Regions from separate parts of the Homo sapiens genome. Here region 1 is linked to region 2. Evidence: read pairs that join two places in POLR2A ChIA-PET (ENCODE). Cell type or tissue: MCF 10A. All regions are shown on one strand. Links, peaks and the distances in the headings refer to the core of each region. The heading gives the core; the rest is flanking DNA.

Region 1 (7,762 bases), core at 1,718-6,717, 69 kb before region 2:
TAAAATGTTGTTTATTAAATTTCACAAAACTTATTCAACCAATTCAAAACAAACAAAATATATTTAGAACACCTACCAGACATCTACAGTAGAAAGTCTTAAAAATGTCTCAATCTCAATGTGCCCAAACATGTATTCATTACCTTATATCCAAAACATATTTCATCCATATTCTCATTTTTACATAATGACTACTTTTAAAAGATACAGTTATGTGCTTTTTTTTTTGAGATGGAGTCTCTGTCACTCTGTTGCCCAGGCTGGAGTGCAGTGGAGTGATCTCGACTCACTGTAATCTCCACCTCCAGGGTTCAGCAATTCTCCTGTCTCAGCCTCCTGAGTGGCTGGGATTACAGGCGTGCACCACCATACCCAGCTAATTTTTATATTTGTAGTAGAGACAGGGTTTCCCCATGTTGGCCAAGCTGATTTTAACTCCTGACCTTGGGTGATCTGCCCACCTTGGGTGATCTGCCCACCTCGGCCTCCCAAAGTGCTGGGATTACAGGCATGAGCCACTGCACCCGGCCTGTTTTATGAGAGTTACAAGAAAATGAGAAAACATGTAGAATACTTAATCTTAATAAAACACTGTTTCACTGTATAGCCTAATTTTCTTTTTTGAATAAAACCATTATTTTTTAGCTGTAAGTCACATTACTTACAAATCTCAAGCTTTAAATGCTTATAATTAATCCTATAGACAATTTAGAAAAATAAAAAATATATATAAAGCACCAAAATGCAGTCAACGATAAAATACTATGGTAATTTCTTCTAAGTTTTCTCCTGTATGCATTTTCTCTCCTTCTATTCTCAGCTTTACTGAAGTATAAATTTACATACAGTAACTAACCCATTTTAAGTGTGAAATTTGAGTTTTGGAAATTGCAGAGTCATATAACCACCACCACAATCAAGATATAGAACTTCCCATTATCCCCAAAAAGTTCCTCCTTGCCCCTGAGCAGTCAATCCTTTCCCTTAGCCCCAGGACACCAATGGTGCATTTTAAATCACTGGCTTTACCTATTCTAGAATTCTGTACAGATGGCATTATAGAATATGTAGCTTGCTGTGTTTTACTTCCTTCAATTAGCACAATGTCTTTCAGGTTCATCCACATTGTTGTATAAGAATTCTATTCCTTTTTATTGCTAGTTAGCATTCTGTAGTTGTGATTATTTCCTTACTAGTTGATGGTCCTTAAGTTGTGTTTAGTCCTGGATTGTTATGAATAATGTTGTGTATACTTAAGAACATTTACGTACAAGTCTTTATGTAGACATCTATTTTCATTTTTCATGGGCAAATACCTAGGAGTGGAATTTCTGAGTTCATGGTAAATGTATGTTTAACTATGGACAATCATTTCTCCCATGTCAAAAAACATTTGACCATGTGTACAGGTCTACATCTGAACTCTATTGCATCCCATTAATTTATACATCTACCATTACGTCAATTCCACACTGTAATGATTACCTTAGCTTTATTCTAAAATCAGGCAGTGAAAGACCTTTCTTGTTCTTTTTCAAAATTGTTTGGCTGTTTTGGGTCCTTGACTTTTCAACGTAATTTGAGAGCCAACTTGCCAATATCTTCAAAAAAGCCTGCTTAGATTATGATTAGGATTGCACTGAGTCTATGGCTCAATTAAGGGAGCTCTATTATCTTAACACTATTAAATATCTCAATATATAAACATAGTCTATCTATCCATTTATTTGGATCTTCTTTAATTTTCCTCAGCAATGTTTTAGTCTTCAGTATACACGACTTACACATCTTTTATTAAATTTATTTTTAAATACATTATTTGGATGCTATTATAATTGGAGTTGTTTTTAAATTTCATTCTGAGCCAGGCATGGTGATGTGTGCCTGTAATCCCAGCTACTCAGGAGGCTGAGGTGAGAGGATCCCTTGAGCTCAGGAGTTTGAGACCAGCAACATAGTGAGACACTGTCCCAAAAAAAAAAAAAAAAAAACCCTCTGCAAGTATTCATTTCTAGTATATAGAAATACAACTGATTTTTCTTTTTTGACCATGCATCTTGAGACCTTACTAAATTCACTTATTAGTTGTATGAGCTTTTTTTGTATATTCTTGAAGATTTTCTATGTAATCTGGTATATAAATAGCTTATCTTCTTCCTTTCAATCTGTATGCTATTTTTCCCTTTAATTTGCCTACTGCATTGGCTAGGACCTCTAATACAATTTTGTATAGAAGTAATGAGAGTAAACATCCTTGCCTTGTTCTTGATCTTAGGTAGAAATTATTCAATTTTCACCTTAAAAGTATGAAGTTGGCTATATATTTTTCATAGATGCCTTTAATCTAGTCCTAGTTCCTTGAGGACTAAGAAATAAATAGGTGTTGAATTCTGTCAAATCATTTTTCCATATCTATCGAAATCACACTTTTCTTCTCTGTTATTCTATTAATATGGTAAATTACATTGTTTATCAGATGGTAAACCAACCTTGTATTCCTGAGATAAAATCCATTTCATCATATTATTCTTTTAATATACTGATCATGATACCTTTATTTATATGTCCATATATTATTCTCCCTATCTGTTGATTTGTTACTACTTAAGAATTTTTACATGTATAAGGATATTAGATCTGTAGTTTATTTTCTTGTAATCTCTGGTTTGGGGAATCAGGATAATCCTGGCCTCATAAAATGATCTGAGGAGTGTTTTTTCTTCTTCTATTTTATGCCAAAAATTGTGTAGAACTGTTATTTCTGCCTTAAATCTTTAGAAGAACTCAAGACATCTGGGCCTGGAGTATATCCTTGAAGAAATATTTTACATTACTAAATCAATTTATCTGATATAAAGCTATTACAATTTTACACCACTTCTTGGGTCAGCTGTGGTAATTTGTGTCTCTTAAGAAATTTGTCCATTTCAAATTTCTATCTCTTTTAATTCTGTCTATTTTTGCTTCATTGAAGTTCTGTGATTAGATACACAGGCATTTATGATTATTATGTTATCCTGACGTACTGAACCTTTTTATTTCATTATGAAATGTTCTTTATCTCTATTAACACTTTTTGTTTTGAAATCTATTTTATTAATATACTCACTTAACCCTACTTGTACTTAATACTTGCATAGTTTAGCTTTTAACTTTTACTTTCCATTTACTTTCTTTTTTTTTTTTTCCTTTCTTGAGACAGAGTCTTGCTCTTGTTGCCCAGGCTGGAGTGCAGTGGCATGATCTCAGCTCATTGCAACCTCTGCCTCCCGGGTTCAAGTGATTCTCCTGCCTTAGCACTCCAAGTAGCTGGGATTACAGGTGTACACCACCATGCCCAGCTAATTTTTGTATTTTTAGTAGAGACAGGGTTTCACCATTTTGGCCTGGCTAGTATTGAACTCCTGACCTCAGGTGATCCACCCACCTTGGTCTCCCAAAGTGCTGGGATTACATGCCTGAGCCACCATGCGCGGCCTACTTTCCATTTACTTTCAGCCTATTTGTGTGTCTACATTTAAGGTATGTTGGTCCTTGCTGTTTTAGCTAATCTGATAATCACTGTCTTTAAATGAGATTATTTGGGCCATTAAGACTGATACAATCATATTATTGGGTTTTAGTCTATCATTTTGCTATGTGTTTTCTATCTGTCCCCTCTGATTTTTGTTCCTTGATTGGGCTTTCCTGTTTCTTTTATACATTATTTAAATTATTGTTTAAATTTTTTAAAGAATTTCATTTTAATTTTCTTACTGATTTTTTACCTATACTTTTTGGTGGCGATTTTTCTTTGTGTGTGTGTGTGTTTGCTCTAGTGTAGGGCTTCTCAATGGTAGCACTACTGACATTTAGGGGACTGGATAATTATTTGTTGTAAGGGGTTGTTCTGTGCATTGCAGGATGTTTAGCAGCATTCCTGGCATCTACCTACTGGATCTCCCAACTGTGAGAACCCAAAATGTCTTCAGACATTGCCAAATGTCTCCTGAGGAGAACCACTGCTTTAGGGATTACAATATTAATCTTTAAAATGTCACAGTCGGCTGGGTGCAGTGGCTCACGCCTGTAACCCCAGCACTTTGGGAGGCTGAGGCGGGTGGATCACTTGAGGTCAGGAGTTCGAGACCAGCCTGACCAACATGGTGAAACCCCATCTCTACTAAAAATACAAAAATCAGCTGGGTGTGGTGGTGGGTGCCTGTAATCCCAGGTACTTGGGAGGCTGAGGCAGGAGAATAGCTTGAACCCGGGAGGCAGAGGTTGCAGTGAGCCGAGATTGTGCCATTGCACTCACAGTTAATCTTTGACCACTTTATATAGAATAGAAAATTTTGCTATCTCTAGGTCCATTCTCTTCCAGGGCTGTGTACTGTAGTTACATGTGTTAAATCTGCATATGTTATAAAACTCACAAGATAATGCTGACATTTCTGTTTTGAATGGTTACATGTATTAAAAGGAAAAAATAAGAAAAAATGTCTTTTGAATTTACCCATATGTTTACCAATTCTGACGATCTTAAATTCATTCTGGATTTAATAGATTCTTTCAAATTATAAAGGAACAGATAGCTCTGATGTATATAAATTGTACTATAACACAGAAAAAAGGCCCACTGATGAAGTAATCCCAGAAAGTGAGCTATGCACCTCGTACTCAATAAAAATTTCTATAAGGGTAGAACACACACTCAGAAAAGCCATTTATACTATAGTCAGGGTAGAAGAATGGAGGGATGAAAGGTGAAGTAGGTAAGAAATATATCAAATATGAAATATAGATAAACTTAAGGGGAAAAAAACAAGCAATCACCATCTTAAACAAAACAAGGTTAAAAAAAAAAAAACCCAAAACCAAACCAAAACGAACATCAAGGGAAATAAAAGACACCTTGAAGAAATATAACAATACACACCACGTTCCTGATCAAAAACTACTCTTAGATATCCCTGTTGCAGACTGAACTATGGCTCACCACACGCTCAGGTAACCAGACCTTGGATTTCTGTTTACATACTTTATTTTTCCTTTTTTATCATAATGATTTTTTTCACTCAGGTTTAAAATTCTTTGGTTGAAATTTAATTGTTCTTCTTCATTTAAATATTTTTTAAAACTATATAAAAGCATTTTAAGGTTAGATATGTTTTACTGGTATATAGCTTTGGCAATGATTTGTTTGAACTATCAAAGTTTTTATATTAATGTTTCCTACTATAACCATTTCTCTATTTTCCCTTGTACTTGCAAACAGTTTTTTTGGTATGTTATTTAGTCCAAAGTTAAATATATTTACTGACTGACCCTGGGCCAGGTATCGTAACCATACTTGGATTCTTCCTCTCTGTTCAAAGACTAAAATAGAAAGACTAATCCCTTAGATACACTGAAATGAAACACAAAAAACTGGCCAGACTAAAGGCAAAAGAAACACTTTATGCACTAAAGGGCTATAATGGGCAATCATTCTGTCTTTTCATAAGAAATGTTTGTGATATATTCACATATATGTGATGAATACATAAGCCACACCTTTATTTATGAGTGGGCAGAAAAAAGCCATTATTCAAGGAAAGATGATACTTAAAATGACAAACTCCTTGTTGAAAATAGCCCATGACACTGCCTAAATAAAAGCTCACCAGAAAATAATACCTCCCAGGAGAGGGTGCAAGTTGGGACGGGAAAACTCACCATAAAACTTAGACTTAGCCAGGATACTACCGCTAAGGCAAAATCCATCTTTTCGATTACTAACATAAAAGGCAGATATTGGTGGATGATGGGACACCTATTAAACATAAGAAAAACATGCATATATAAAATATAAAAACATGTTTATATAAAATATAAAAAGATAAGCATATTATTGTGCCATTATCAAAAGTTCAAGTCTTATAATGAGTAAGAAAAAACATTTAATAAGTAGTAAAAATTAAATATTGATGGTTATAGTAACCAGCCTCCTGTCTCCTAATGAGACCCACCCTCCTGGTAGTCACATAGGCCCCTCTTATATTGTACTGAAGTTGGTTTGTGTGGAAGTGACACTATGTAATTTCTGAGATTAGGTTACAAAGCACCTTCCATGCTGGGGGCTGTCTCTCTGCCTATCTCTCAATCATTAGTTCTGAAAAGCCAGCTTTGAGATTGTGAAAAACCCTACAGAGAGGGCTACGTGGTGAGGAACTGAGCTCTTCTGTCAACAGCCAGGTGATGAACCTGGACGTGAATCTTCCAGCCCAGTCAAGCCTGTAGATGACTGCAAAGCTGGCTGACAGTTTGACTGCAAGCTCATTAGAAATCCTGAGCAGGAACCACCCAACTAAGCAGCTCTCAGATTCCTGTACCTCATCATATAAGATAATAAATACTGCTTTAACTCAGTTTTGGCACTAATTTTTTAGACAGCAATGGATAACTAATACAGTGATTAGTCTTCATATGGATTACTGAATGACTATAGGAAACAAAAACAAAAAACATGTTATTTAATAATCTAATGCCTTCAACAATATATTTACTTCTAATGTTCTCTTACATGAGACAAACTAAAATCAGCATTTCAAGCTTCTTAATTTCATGAAGAATTAAATCATTGAGTTTTAAAAAATTAATATAGATAAGTGGTTTTGACTTGAGGGGGTTATCAAAACCTCTAGGAGAAGAAGGTTTTTCAAAGAACACATGGTCTTTTCATTCTCCTTACACTCAAAGTGAGAATTACCATAATAAGGAGCCACTGTTATTGAAAGAGAATGTCGTATTCCTCAAGTTTATGCAGACAGAAGACTGAAAATCATGATTATGGATGTATATGAGTTCAAATTAATGAAAGTTTAAAAATTAAAATATTTTCTGTCTGTATACAACAAAAAGAGAGGTATCATAGGGGAGAAGAGGGAATTAAAGAAGCTAACAATTCAATTAGGAAAATAAATATTCTGTAAAAAGGTAAACGATACAAATGTTAAAATAAGAGCTTAATGGATAATCACAAAAAACAATACAGAAGTTTGAGAAGGGAAAAATCACTGGGAGCTGCAGTCATGTGCATCATGAAGAATAAGCGGGTCAGGGTTTGTTTAGATAAAGAATAGCTAAGAAGAAATACTGGAGTGTGAGAATTAAATTTAAAAATGAGGAAAGAAAGTGCTAGATCAGGTTACCTAGTCATGAACTGCACAGGTTTGACTACTGTGGAGAACTAGAAAGGTATTAATTTGAGATAAATTTGGAAAAGATATAAAGGACTTTGAATGCCAGACAAATGAATGCCACACCACTGAATAATTTTGAGCATGATCAAAAGTTGTTTAGGAAATATGAGCTCAGCCAAAAAAAAAAATTAAAAAAAGGGCAGGGGGCATAGCAAAGGAAAAATAAAGATTTATTTTTGGTCAAAGGATTCCATGACTGTAATAATAGTACCTATGAATATATTTAGTAGTACTTTAGTAGTATTTAATATTAAAAGGTTAAATGTTTACCAAATGTTCAGAAATAAGAAAGGCTAAATAATATTGAGTTTACTGGGTAAATATTTTCTATAAAAATATTCCAATAACTTCCAGATCAGTTTTGTTTCCATACATGCATTTCTAATACCTGTTCAGCAATATAAAAAGTTTTGCTGTTTGTTCTGGGATGAATCCATAAACAACGGAAAGTCTCGCCAAGTATAGGATTATAAGGTTTCTTCAGTCCCTGGTAAAAAAAAAAAAAAGCAATTTCAAATTACAAATACAAAGGATTCAAA
Region 2 (7,762 bases), core at 1,817-6,816:
AAAAAGTTGATGGGGGACACGATTTTTGCAAGGTGCCAAATATATCATCTTTATCTTCACTTTCAAGTCATAAAGAATGAAAAGACGCAACTTTCAATGAAGAGAATCAGGCTATCCTCACCTAAATCTACCAATCTTGTATCACTAGCAGCAGGACAATCAGATATTAAGTGAATTCTTATGTGATGCAGCATGAAGTACTACACACTCCCTACAAAGTATTCTTGCCAAAAATGCTCTAGCTAGATATAATCGAGCCTTTGCATTTAACTTCTAGTTTACAGAAAATATAGAAGATACAGAAACAAATTAAGTAATACCGCAAAGATGTAATCAAACAATCTAAAAAAGTCAAACACTCTACAGGACACTGGCCTAGATCCATTTTTTTTTTTCCTGAGATGGAGTTTCACTCTTATTGCCCAGGCTGGAGTGCAATGGCGCGATCTCGGCTCACTGCAACCTCTGCCTCCCAGGTTCAAGTGATTCCCCTGCCTCAGCCTCTCAAATAGCTAGGATTACAGGTGCCCGCCACCAAGCCTGGCTAATTTTTTTGTATTTTTAAGTAGAGATGGGGTTTCACCATGTTGGCCAGGCTGGTCTCGAACTCCTGACCTCAGGTAATCCACCCGCCTTGGCCTCCCAAAGTGCTGGGATTACAGGCATGAGCCACTGCACCCGGTCAGCCAAGTTTCTTAAAACCGTCAAAGACACAAAAGAAAACAAAAGTAAACAAGGAGACTCTTTAGGATTAAGGACGTAATGACATAACCAAATAAGATGTATGGACTTTATTTGGTTTCAGCAAGCCTACTGTAGAAAGATTTGGGGAAAACTAGGCAAAATTTAAATATAGACTAGGTGTTAGGTTATGTTAAGCAATTATCATCAGTTTTGTTAGATGTAATAAAGGTTTTATGGTTACATAAGAAAATGTGCTCATTTTTTAGAGACACATTAAGTATTTTGGGGTACGTCATGAAGTCTGTAATTTACTCTAAATATTCACGCTGTACCCTAAATAAATGAAACAAACAAAACAAAAGGTTAATAACTCCTTACATCTATACAATGGGTATATTAGTGTTCACTGTACTCTTTTTTTAACTTCCCTGTTTGCCTGAAAACATTCATAATAAATATAAACAAGTGTAGTTTTAATTATTAGTAACTAACCCTTTTGTTGGTTCATTAACTCCTAAGTTAAAGAATTCCTCTAAATATTCTAGTGCACAGATACATGCATCAGAGAAACCATATCTATTATAGCCAAAATTCTGATGCACAGTGCAAAAAAAAACCAGGTCAGTTGCATTGTTTCAGAATTTTATCTTAATGAAGCTTATTTATACCAGAGTGTGTATCATATATCGTTTTTCAGGTCTTCCAAAAAGCATTTTGGCAACAAAAATGCTAACTTTTCAAAAATACAATCGACAACTAAGCAATATATGTTATAGTAATTATTTTCATCTTGTTACATAAATTTTTATAGTTCCTACCATGCTATATGAAAGTGTTTCCATCTAATATATGACTAGATAAACATTTTCTATTGAAATAAAGTAGAGGATGGGTGCGGTGGCTCACGCCTGTAATCCCAGCACTTTGGGAGGCCAAGGTGGGCGGATCACAAGGTCAAGAGATCAAGACCATCCTGGCCAACACGGTGAAATCCCGTCTCTACTAAAAACACAAAAATTAGCTGGGCATGGTGGCATGCGCCTGTAATTCCAGCTACTCAGGAGGCTGAGGCAGGAGAATCGCTTGAACCCGGGAGATGGAGGTTGCAGTGAGCTGAGATCGCGCCACTGCACTCTAGCCTGGCGACAGAGCAAGACTCTGTCTCAAAAAATAAAGAAAGAAAGTAGAAAATGATCATGTAACTTACTATTTACAAGGTAGTACTCATTTGAAAAGTTACTAAAGCCAAATTTCAAAAGATAATTCATAAAGTTACAACATCAAAACTGACTAATTACAAAGTATGACAGAACTCTAAATTTAATTTTTAAAAATACTCAATAACCTAAGTATACATTAACTTTCAAAACACCAAATTTCATTTCTCAGTTTTAAAAGCAGAAGTCCTTCCACCACAGCTATGAGTAGTACCACAGGAGATTTCCGTACATTTGATTAAATAAACTTCAGCTGAGGAGCAGAATCCATTATACAAAACTTATCAATTATGAATTAGAAACTGTGATCCCTGAACTTCTGGGAGTACCCAAAGACCCTTCTAGAGGATCTGCAAGGTGAAAACTAGTTTCATAATACTTTTTCATTATGTTGCCATTTTCATTGATGGCACAAAAGCAATCTTGGGTAAAACTGCTGGCAACTTAGCATAAATCAAGGCAGAGGCACCAAACTGGAGTAGTAGGCACTGAATTCTTCAGTCATGCACTCACAGAAGAATGACAGTTTCACTTACAGATGTCCTTGATGAAGAAGTAAAAATTATTGCTCTTGAACCTTTAGTACGTAAGATTTTAATATTCTGTGCAACAGAATGAGAAGCATACATAAAGCCCTTCTCTGTACTATATTTTTTAATGTGTCAACACTTGGAAGATCTGCATAATTCAGTGAGCAAATATTTTCCAAATGACTAATGCATGATGTTACAAAATCATGCATGAGTAAAGAGCCATTCAAAATTCAAGAGTGAATTTTAACAGAGTATGAAAAGTGTACTGACAGCGTTTCAGATTCCAGATTGCAATTAACATAAAGAAAATTACTACTAGTCAAGTTTTGGCATATTATCAAAGAATATCTATAATTATGTATAAACCCCCCCCATATATATATATGCATGAGACCAGATTTTATTCATATACTTCAATCGGATCATCACATCACAACAGACTGCAGAAGCAGATACAAAAATGCAGGTGTCTTTTAAGCTAGACATTAAAGTGATTTGCAAAAACCGCCAAAAAGCAGTTCTTAATCATGGATGGTTTTGTCCCTCAAGGGATACTTGGCAACATCTGGAAACATTTCTGGTTGTCACAACTGGGGTAACTGCTATTGACATTTTCTGGGTAGAGGCCAGGGATACTGCTAAACATCATATAATGCATAGGACAGCCCTCCACAACAAAGAACTTTCCAGGCCAAAACAGTGCCAAGGTTGAGAAGTCCTGAAAATAGTTCGAAGGTTGAGAAGTCCTGGGATAAACCATTACCAACCTTCTCAATCAACTTTTTGGGGAGTAGAGGGAAAGAAAACACTGTAGTTCTTAATAAAAATGTTACTTACATTAACATGTAATGGGTTTATTACTTTAAATGAATTAAATTTTTAAATTTCTAGTTTTAATTTATAATATAATAAAATAGATATAACTCACATAAACAAAAGCACTTCACAGTCTTCAATAATTTTTAAGACTACAAAGGAACCATGAGACCACAAAGTGTGAGAATCGCCAAATTAGATGAATGATATAACTAACGAAGTATGTTGGAGAATATTAAAAAAAATTAAAAGTCTAAAGGAAAGTGTACTCATTTCAAGAGTATTATAGATGACCTAAACAAAACAAACAAAACCCCTTACAAAACCAAATAGTTAAAAAGAAAAAAAATATGATAGTCCCCAAATGTCATTCTCCCCTTCTCCCCTCCAAAAACAAAAACAAAAACAAGACAAAACATGAAAACCACAACTTCCTACCCTGGCTATGAGGACTTGCTGGACTAAGAGATGGCTGATGCAAATCTTTGGTTGGCGTTGGATAAGCTTCTTTTCCTTGGCGCTGACTCATCTTTCCTGGTGTCAGAAGCTGAGATTCGTCACTGTTTGCTACAACAGCTCAAGGAAAGAAGGGAAAAATAATTAGTACTGAAGTCACAGATTTACATAATAGTATAGTTAATAACATGGAATAAGATCAAAACTGAAATGGCCTTGGTGGTTATATTCATTTTACCAACTCAATACTTTAATAAATTCTCACAGTCATCTTGTTTTCATGTTGGTTTGTTACTGATCCAAGAAGAACTGACAGGTATGTTTGAGTCAAATATACAAATTATAGACATTATAATAATGAAAATACATATCCAACTGATAATGAAAGGCCTAAGGTTTACTGTGTGCCTTTCATTGTGCTATTTATTCTTTATATTTACCAACAAAATAAGCCAAAGCCAGTCATTTCCCAAAAAAAAAAATACAAATCGTCGATAAACATATAAAGATACTCAGCCTCATTAGTAATCAGAAAAACTACAAATTACTAGCAGTATAAAATAATATTTGACATTCGCTAGAATTTCTACTCTAATTTCTAATTTTCACGAAAAGTCGGTATGATAACTGTTTTAGAGAGGAGGAAACTTGAGGGTCAGAGATTGCCTTGCCTGAGGCTAAACAGTAATAGAGGCAAGATTCTAACTCAGAACCATTTGGTTCCAAAGTCTGTCTCTTAAAGCTTGCTGCCCCAATAAACAATTTAAGTAGTGCTTTGTAGTTGCTTCTCACCCATTTGGCCATCCTACTATCTATCGCTCAGTAATAGCGAGCCATGCCCAGTTTCAGAGAGCAGAAACAAAGTGAAAACACTCAATGAAGAAACAGGGCAAACTGCCAAGTCCAAAGTACCTGAGGATCTCCACATTCTTTCATTTTATATTCCTGTGCTTTCAGCCTATAAAAACTCGAGTTTCATCTTAAGAAAGGACGATTTACTAGCACTTTGGGAAGTCGAGGTAGGTGGATCACCTGAGGCCAGGAGTTCGAGACCATCCTGGCCAACGTGGCGAAACCCCGTCTCTACTAAAAATACAAAAATTAGGCAGACGTGTTGGCGCGCCTGTAATCCCAACTACTAGGGAGGCTGAGGCAGGAGAATCGCTTGAACCTGGGGGGCAGAGGTTGCAGTGAGCAGAGATCATGCCATTGCACTCCAGCCTGGGCAACAAGAGCGAAACTCCACCTCAAAAAAAAAAGACGGTTTAGTCTCCACCATAGGTTTTATTTTTCAATACAGACATTCAGAATTTCACATTCACCTTTTTATCATCATGTCCTTTAAATCTAATTGGTTTAAAATGTTTTCTGTTGCGATAGTTTTCAAAATTTTATTTCAGCTCCTTAGATTCCAAAGTAAAAATACAAAAACACTTGCACTTTTCATCCAAAATATAAAAAATTATTTTTCCAAGTCAATTAAAAAAATGTATAGACTGATGACTCCCAACTTCCTATCTCCCCCTAAACTCAAACTTACATACCCAACTGCCTGCCTTATAATCACCTCTTAATTATTTACAGGCATCTCAAATTTATCTAGAATGTAATTTTTGATTCTGCTCATCCTTCAAACCTGCCTCTCCCCAAACTCAGTTCATGCCATCACTACTCCCCTCCCACTACTTTCTCAGGCCAAAACCTTAGATGTGTTTTTATTTTTCTCTTTCTCTTACTGAGCAATCTTTTAAAATCATAAATTAGATTTCCAGTATGCAGAAATATCCTCACTGGCTTCCCATTACATTTACAATATAATCCATAACCTGGAAATTCAACACAGTCTGGCCTGCTACTTGTTCCAACCTCATTCTCTACTACTCTCCTGTCACTCACTTGGCTCCTGCCGTAATAGTCTTCTTGGTATTTCCTCAAGAAAGGCCATCTTTTGCCCAGTCACAGGGCTTTTATCTCTTGCTCTTTCTACCTGGAATATTCCTACCCCAGATCATCACATTATTAGCTCCTCTCCTTTGTTGTCTGGGCTCAAAGGTCATCTCTTCAGAAAAGCCCTTTGGTTTCTTCATGGTACTTTTGATACGTTCTTAATTTCAACATGGCACAATTTGGCATTTTTTTTTTTTTAGGGTTAGTACCCACCACTTCACAGTTATACTATTATCACTTTACCTTACATGATTTTCATTGTAGCTCCTATCATTATCTGAAAAATATAGTTTATTGCTTTTCTTCCTCCATTAGACATTAAATTCCATGAGAGAAGGAAGTTTTGTCTGCCTTATTTTCCCATAAATTCTCAGGTCCTGGTAAACTTCCTGCCCTATTGAAGGTGTCGCATCCTACCATACTAAAGATGTTCAATAAATTTATGTTGAATGAGTCAATAAACCAACTTTATATTTTTATAAAACATCATAAAGTATATGGTGTCTCTTTCAGTTACTAAATCCAAGATTCATTTGATTCCTAAAAATAATTTTAAATGTATGGTACTGATGCAGAGAGATAAATTGACCTAAAGAACATAGCAGATAGCTTTCAGAAACAGACACATACATACATGGAGCTCAGATATACAACAGAAATAGGGAGAATAAATTACTCAGTTAACAATATGAGGTTATCAACTGGTCATCAATATTGGAAAAGTAGAGAGAACTCTACTTCTTACCACACACAAAGAATAGTTCTATGAAGACTACAGACATAATGTAAAAAAGCAAAACTGGAAAATCTTTAGAATAAGAGAATATCTTCATAAACTTGGGACAGAGATTCCTTTAAAAAGACACAAAAAAGCACTAACCCAAAAATTAAAAAATCAGTAAGTTCAATATTAAAAGTATAAATTTATTTAAAGGTATCATAAACTGAAAAGGCACAAAATAAGATATTTGCAACACCCATAATTAACAAAAGGTTGGTACCTAGAATGTTCTTAAAAAAAAACTTCAATAAATCATTAGAAAAAGAACATCATAATAGCAAAATAGGGCAAAGACTTGAACAGTGATTCACAAAAGAAAAATGCAAATGGGCAATAAATGTATGAAAAGATGTTCATCCTTTTTTAGTAATGAGGCAAATACAAATCAAAATAATAAATATTTTATACTCAGTAAAATTAACAAAAATTAATGTCTGATAATACCAAATACTGATGAGGATGGGATCATCGAGATGTCTTAAGCACTGTTAATGGAGTATAAGTTGATACAAGCACTTTGGAAAACAATGTGAGCTTCTTATATAAAACTGAATACCCTGTGGGTCCAACAATTCCACTCTTGGATCTAGAAAAACTTTTACAGGTATATACCAAGAGACAAGAATAAGAATGTTCATAGCAACACTGTTCATAATAGCAAAAACCAAACAACATATTCATCAATTGAAAAATGAATTTTAATAAATTCTGGCATATCCATATAATGAAATAGTATATAGCACTAAAAAGGAATGATCTAGTTCTATAACAAACGACATGATTGAATATTAAAAGTAAAATGTTAATTACAGCCAGGCACAACGGCTTGCATCTATAATCCCAGCTACTCAGGAGGCTGAGGTGGGAGGATTGCTTGAGGCCAGGAGTTCAAGACCAGCCTAGACAACATAGCAAGACCTATCTCTAAAAGAAATAAAAATTAAAAAAAGTTAGCTGGGCGTGGTAGCTCACACTGTAATCCTAGCATAGCAGGCATCTGTAGTCCCAGCTACTAGGGAGGCTGAGGTGGGAGCATCACTTGAGCCCAGGTGTTCAAAGCTGCAGTAAGCTGTGATAACACCAATGCACCCTAGTGTGGGCAACAGAGCAAGACCCTGTCTCTTTAAAAAATTAAAAAAAAAAAAAAAAGGTAACTACAAACAGCAAGTCCTAGAAAATTATATAAACCATGACACCATTCTTTTAAAATTGAAAACCAAGCAAAATCTAGTGATACATACATGAGTAAAAAACAATAAAAAAAAGACTTTTTAAAAAGCAAAGAATAATAAAAAGAAAAAAATACAACCTAGTCATGCCCTCTTGGG

What was found. ChIA-PET counts read pairs that join two places held together with the same protein. Peaks named below come from ENCODE experiments on the same cell type or tissue, not always from the same donor. Only the 100,000 strongest peaks of a DNase experiment are listed, where the experiment ranks them.
Region 1: POLR2A ChIA-PET joins it to region 2 with 5 read pairs; 3 of 35 experiments call an interaction of 5 or more read pairs at or near these places.

Annotation. Positions count from the first base shown.
Region 1 is chr12:76,378,557-76,386,318 of GRCh38, forward strand. OSBPL8 (oxysterol binding protein like 8) reads right to left here. Exons shown (of 24, transcript NM_020841.5): 14 at 7,612-7,710; 15 at 5,698-5,794. Among named protein-coding and RNA genes, the nearest start is that of BBS10, 34 kb to the left of the region's middle. In MCF 10A, for the core only: no CTCF peak of the experiment used is centred there; no DNase peak of the experiment used is centred there.
Region 2 is chr12:76,447,163-76,454,924 of GRCh38, forward strand. OSBPL8 (oxysterol binding protein like 8) reads right to left here. Exons shown (of 24, transcript NM_020841.5): 4 at 3,689-3,826. Among named protein-coding and RNA genes, the nearest start is that of BBS10, 100 kb to the left of the region's middle. In MCF 10A, for the core only: no CTCF peak of the experiment used is centred there; DNase peaks (open chromatin) are centred at 2,609 and 3,759.